Regions from separate parts of the Mus musculus genome. Here region 2 is linked to region 1. The links are chromatin loops, found by intact Hi-C in ENCODE. Cell type or tissue: heart. All regions are shown on one strand. Links, peaks and the distances in the headings refer to the core of each region. The heading gives the core; the rest is flanking DNA.

What was found. Peaks named below come from ENCODE experiments on the same cell type or tissue, not always from the same donor. Only the 100,000 strongest peaks of a DNase experiment are listed, where the experiment ranks them.
Region 2: it touches region 1 in a loop (3-fold over the local background); 35 of 42 quality-filtered maps call a loop at or near these places.

What each region holds. Positions count from the first base shown.
Region 1 is chr5:66,703,039-66,705,959 of GRCm38, reverse strand. No RefSeq gene overlaps it. Among named protein-coding and RNA genes, the nearest start is that of Uchl1os, 28 kb to the right of the region's middle. In heart, for the core only: a CTCF peak has its summit at 1,667 (motif pointing left); a DNase peak (open chromatin) is centred at 2,099; H3K4me3 peaks cover 397 bases; H3K27me3 peaks cover 1,138 bases.
Region 2 is chr5:67,009,602-67,012,522 of GRCm38, reverse strand. The region is part of intron 13 of Limch1 (LIM and calponin homology domains 1); the gene reads right to left. Among named protein-coding and RNA genes, the nearest start is that of Gm33040, 12 kb to the right of the region's middle. In heart, for the core only: no CTCF peak of the experiment used is centred there; a DNase peak (open chromatin) is centred at 1,372; H3K27me3 peaks cover 1,779 bases.

The sequences.
Region 1 (2,921 bases), core at 139-2,638:
AGGGGGCAGGAACATCCATCAGCTATAGTTGCAACCTGCTAGCTAATAGCACTTTGCATAGACTGCTAGAGTGAGCTTGCTACAGACAACAATTTTATATAGATAGATAGATAGATAGATAGATAGATAGATAGATAGATAGATAGATAGATAGATATGTATATAGATATATATGTATATAGTTATATATGTATATATGTGTGTAATTATATTAATATAATACACATATCATTTATTATATTATATAATTAATTCTTATCTGTATTATATAATATGTCTTATCTATAATCTTATATCTTATATACTATATATTCTTATCTATATATTATATAATATATACCTTATATATTATATAATTAATTCTTTATATATATGTATATATATATATAATTCTTATCTATCTCAAATCCCTGTTCCTCTCCACTCACGTGGCACTAAGCCTCTGAGTGTCTACTGTTCTAATTGTGTGGTCTCCAGTCAACTGATGTCCACATGGATGGACTAGTGACCTTTGACGGAAGACACAGTGTAACCTCCAAGGATGGGCCTTGCAGAAGAGCTTCAGCCTTTATAGTCTTGGGATGCCCCGCCACTGTGTAAGAAAACACGGTGCCTTTGTGAATGCTGAGCAACTGCAGATAAAGTAAGGACTTGAGACCCCACGGATAACAGGGCCCGGCCCTCTCTCTCAGGGCCGCAGCTGAGTGCAGCCCACAGCAGCCCACAGCTTCTCTTCCAGCTGAAGGGAGAGAGTGCAAGGGAGTCCCAGCAACCCCAGCCAGAAAACTACCCTCTTGACAAAACTGTGAGCAACAATAAATAGATGGGCATGATTGTAAGACTCTGTTAGGGGTCATGCTAGCCTTGAACACATTAAATAGCCCAGGCTGGTTTCTACCACGCAATCCTCCTACCTCAGTTTCCTGATAGCTGCATTACAAATGTCTGCCACCATGCCTGGTTCGTTTGTTGGTTCTAATTTATTTTGAGACAGCATCTCATATATGGTGGAGGAAACTCCTGGTATCAAATGATCCCCCTGCCAGGTATGTGGGACTTTTTCAAGATATGCCGTCATTTTCAGATAAATCTCTGTATCGTGTATGGCCATTTCCCTCCCTCCCTCTTCCCCTATTCATTCTTTCCCCCTCTCTCCTTCTGCCTTTTTCTCGGTGCTGGGGTTCTGCTCCTGGGGTCACCTGCCCTTTGTTCTATGAACTCCTTACTTCCTCACGGTCCATGCCACGTTTGCTTTGTACCTGTCCCCCACCCCCAGAGCAGACGTTCCTTCCATGAGTTAAGTTATGTTTCTTGTTGAATTCCTGCACCTAGCTCTGTGTACTTCCTGCTCCTGGTTGGTTACTTGATTGACTGTGGATCTTTGAGGGCAGGCACCAAGCCTCAGTTCTCCTTCACAGTCACTTTGTGTGGCAGGGACTTACCAAGTCCACATTGAATCGGGTTAAATGACGGGAAGTGGGAATTGGAAAGGTCAGCGAAGGGTAGATGAGAATACTTTTAAAATTCCATAGGAGGGCTGTAGAGATGGCTGAGTGGCTAAGAGAACTGGCTGTTCTTACACAGGACCCAAGTTTGGTTCCCAACAACCACCCAGGTTACAACTCTCTGTAGCTTCAGTTCCAGAGGATCTAGTGACATCTTCTGGTCTCGTTGGACACCAGACATGCATGTGACACACATACAAAATACAGGCAAAGCACACACATAAACTAAATTACATATGGTATAATTTATATAATTATATATTATGTATAGTTATATTAATGGTGTATATGTAATATATAATCTATTGTTATATATTATATATCCATATATTAGGTACCATATAAAGCTGAAAGGGTTAACTTGGTGGCTGTCAGGACTTCTGGGGATAGGAAAATTCTTATATCACTAAACACTTTTAGATTTGTTAGTTCTCAGCCTATCCCTCTCTCTCTCTCTCTTTTCTTGACAAGCGGTAAGTGTTATCTGAGGATGAAGAGAAATTTTCTTCTGATGTGGTTAGAGGACTGATAGCTCAGGCGTTTCTCAGACACCTCCCACAGCAGCCCTGGCGCAGGCTTCAGGCTGGTAGACTGGGTTTGAGTGAGGCCTTGCCAAGACAGACTCCAGACCCACAGGAACTAACCCTTCCAAGTGATTTCCATGTGTCGTCTTATCTGTATGATAAACTAGGGCAGGCAAGCCCGGAGCACACATAGCTCTGCTGCTGGCCCAGGGGCAGGGCTGGGCTTGCTGCTTTTGTTGTTCAGGAAACACAGACCGATTTCCACTTTCAATCACTTATATCAGGGGTGAAGCGAAGATTGTGTCTTGTTCCCAAGCTGTGCCATTAGTGAGCAGGGAGGCTGGATGTGTGTGTGTGTGTGTGTGTGTGTGTGTGTGTAGTCTTCAGTCCCCGAGTATATCACCCTGACTATCCAGAGGGCTTGTTTAAACAAAGACTGCTGAGCCGCACCCCCTACAGTTTCCGATTGCATCTTCAGCAGGTCCCCAGGAGCTACTGCATGGCATGCACAGACACTTTGAGCTCCACTGCTCTCTACCAGAAGGAACTATGTGCCTCTGACTCCCTGGCCCAGGCCTAGCACATAGGAGGTGTTAAATGTCCTTTAAAAAAAATGTTTAAGTTAATTGTCAGTTTTAGAGGAATTATTTTTAAACCATCCTATTGTGAGCCAATAAATGGCAGATTGGGGAGAGAAGTTTAAGGGGGAGGGGAGACTAAGTCTTTCTTGAACTCAGATCTCCTTTATCTCCTGCAGTCAATTCTAATGAAGAGTGTGTTTTGGGGTTTCTAGCAATCAAATAGAATACAGAGATATGAATCATTCAAGTCTTTTCCAGAGAAAGAATCTCGCCTGGAGGCAGCTAGAATTTACTGTAGAAGTTGTGCTTGC
Region 2 (2,921 bases), core at 299-2,798, 310 kb before region 1:
TTCACAAAGGCTGAAGGTAAGTGGCTCGCAAGGGTCCCAGTGCCAGGAGGCCAGAGAGGTGGAAACTCTAAACTGGTTCAATCCTCAACCCAGGCCATCAGTGGCCTGAGAGCCATATTTACCATTGGTGATCTCTCAGGATTTAAGAGTTTCTGACCCAGAAGAAGAAACTAAGTACTGAGACTTTCAAGTTCACTGCAGAAACAATCCAAGCTGCCATTTCTCTTCCCTTTCTGCCCCGGACCAACTGTTCATTATTCTGCAGAAGGTTAGAACTTCCTGGAATCCTTCAGGGCAGGAGGCAGTTCAGTCAGCCCCAGAGCAGCCAAGACCGTGCTGTCCCCAGCCAGGCAGCCAGCCATTCAGAGTGCCATTCAGGGTGGAAAACAAATGTCGTTCTAAAATAAATGCATCATCTATGCAATCCATGCTCAAACGCTTAGTTTAAATGCATACTATTCACCCAAATCAAGCCACCACTAGCTAAATGTTCAGAGAGAGAGAGAGAGAGAGAGAGAGAGAGAGAGTGTCAAGAAGGCTGAAACTCAACTTAAAACTCTTTATATGCACCAAGAGAAAGAAGGGGCTATTTTTAAAAAATGAATTTAAAAGTGGTAATGTACCAGGCACCTTCTATTTTTCTATAAAGTTTTCTGAGCTCTGTAGCACACAAAGGCTATCTGTAATCAAGGGAAATTCCCAAAGCTGGTTTAATGAACCCAAGTCTGGCTTCTCCATCCTGAATGCTTGTTATTTCTGTATTAATGGCATTACATCCAAGGAAATGAGTTCAAAGTTGGCAGTCTTAACCAGCCCAGATAGAATCAGAGGTTTGCTCCTAAAACACACCCTTGCTGGCGAATGTGCTTTCTGACTCGTGCGTTCTGTCCCTTTGGTTACAGCTCGGAAGATAGGTCTTCCATCCTTCCACTGGAAACAGTTTTTCAAGGATGAAAACAAACAAAAACAGAGTCCTGGAAGGGAATGAATGAGCACACGGAAGGGTGTGCGTGAGGCTAAGCCAGGAGTTGGCGTCCCCTTCACCAAGAACTCCATCCAAACTAGCCTTACTGCCTGACTCAGCTCCAAGACCAGAGGCAGGAGGAGGCAGATTCCTGGCTTCAGAATCACACCGTTTAGCCACAAAAATCTACCTAGCTACTGGCTGCTCCCCAGCCTTGTCAGATTGGCAGAGAGCAATCACAGGATGGATGGTAGCTGAAGCAATCACAGGGATGGACGACAGCCGTTAAGGCAGAAGGGTGAGAGCCGGCCCAATACCTAAGCTACAGCTCATCGTTTGACCTCCATCGTTTAAATGGCGATGTCCAAGGACCTTCCTGGGACTATTCTGGGATGGTGAGAGATTTTCTGGCTCCAGGCCTTGACTAACTGGACGCAAGCCTGGAAAACCAGTGTATTTGTGTCCTGGCACTATGACCCAGTGCCACATTGCTATGCGTGTGATTCTCCTTTTGCCTTAAGAATCTGTCCCCACTAGAAGGAGAAGCAGCAAGCCAGCAGATCCATTCCTCTACGCTTTAATTACCTTCCCCGCCACACACACATTTGGACCATGCTAGCTACTGGATGCTTTTCAAGCCACTAAAGATGGGCTGTGTTCAATTTATCTCCTCTGGCACATATCATCTTGAAATTGCTAAACAATTTTTATATACAGATATACGTTAGTATTTAATAGATTTTCATTTCAAGAACATTAATCTACCAACCTTAAGATGACTTCTGGTTGGGGAAAAACACTTTCCTGTCGACATTTGACAGGAATCTGCAGTTGGTGTCAACTGCGAGGCAAACAGCGCCTACCCGGATGCCTTTGTCCTGCCCTCACTGAGAAGCAGAAGGAGCAAGAAAGATCTGATTGTTCCCCTGGGTCAGAAAACAGAAGGAAACTGCTGATTTTTTTTTTTTTTTGAGGAGGGCCACAAGCTTGTTGAAGACAAGGGACAAACAGCCCCACCTCATCACTCAGTCTGAGAAAAGCTCACAGAGTGCTTGAGGTACCCAAGAGCCGGGCTTGGCTCATCACACAAGAACTGCCATCGACCACTGGGGGCTCCGACATTGGGGATGAGTGACTGTGTGAGAGAAGTTTGGTCAGTCTTCATGAAATGGAGTGACCGGGGGTCTCTGTGCCTGGAGAGTGGAATCTTGGAAGCCCAGGTGGTAGAAGAGAGCCAAGACTGGAGAACACAACAGATACAGAAAGAGCCAGGGGAAGAAATAAGCGATAGAGTCTCCTAGAAAGAGCTGTTGACAGCTGCCTGACTTTTAGGGAATGAACTGGACTGACGGACACCAGCAGCTGGGAGAAGACAAAAAAATCCATCTCATACATATAAAATTCACATCTGCTCAAAATGGTAATTTCGATAATCTTATGTAAATTCCCCAAATCTTTATATTTCTCCCTATTTTGTATTTCTAGGGGGAAAATGTACTATTTTACCTTGTACTTGATTATGGTAATACAAAAAATAAGGGCTCCTGTGGGCTACAAGTCACCTGGACACCAAGCTAAGTGCTTGGCAGATGTGCAATCTCACAGTAACTATCTGGCATGTATTAGTCTAGGTAATAGTGCTCCAGTACTTACTTCTATACACAAACTGAAGTCAGACACTTACTTAACCATGTTCAGGCCGTGTTTGGCCTACTGCATGGAGTTCTTGAGGTAATTTGGGAGAGGGTCATTTTCAGACCACCAAGCAGGGAGGAGATCCAAATGCAAGCGTGACTGACAACGGCGGACAGAAACCGCCAGCACCACCGTGGAGATAGCTTTGAGGGAGACTGCACTAGCCAAGTCTCTTGTTGTGGTAAAAATACAGGGTGAAAGCAACATAAGGGAGGGAGGCTGCCTTGGGCTCTTGGTTCAAGGGGATACAGTCCGTCATGGC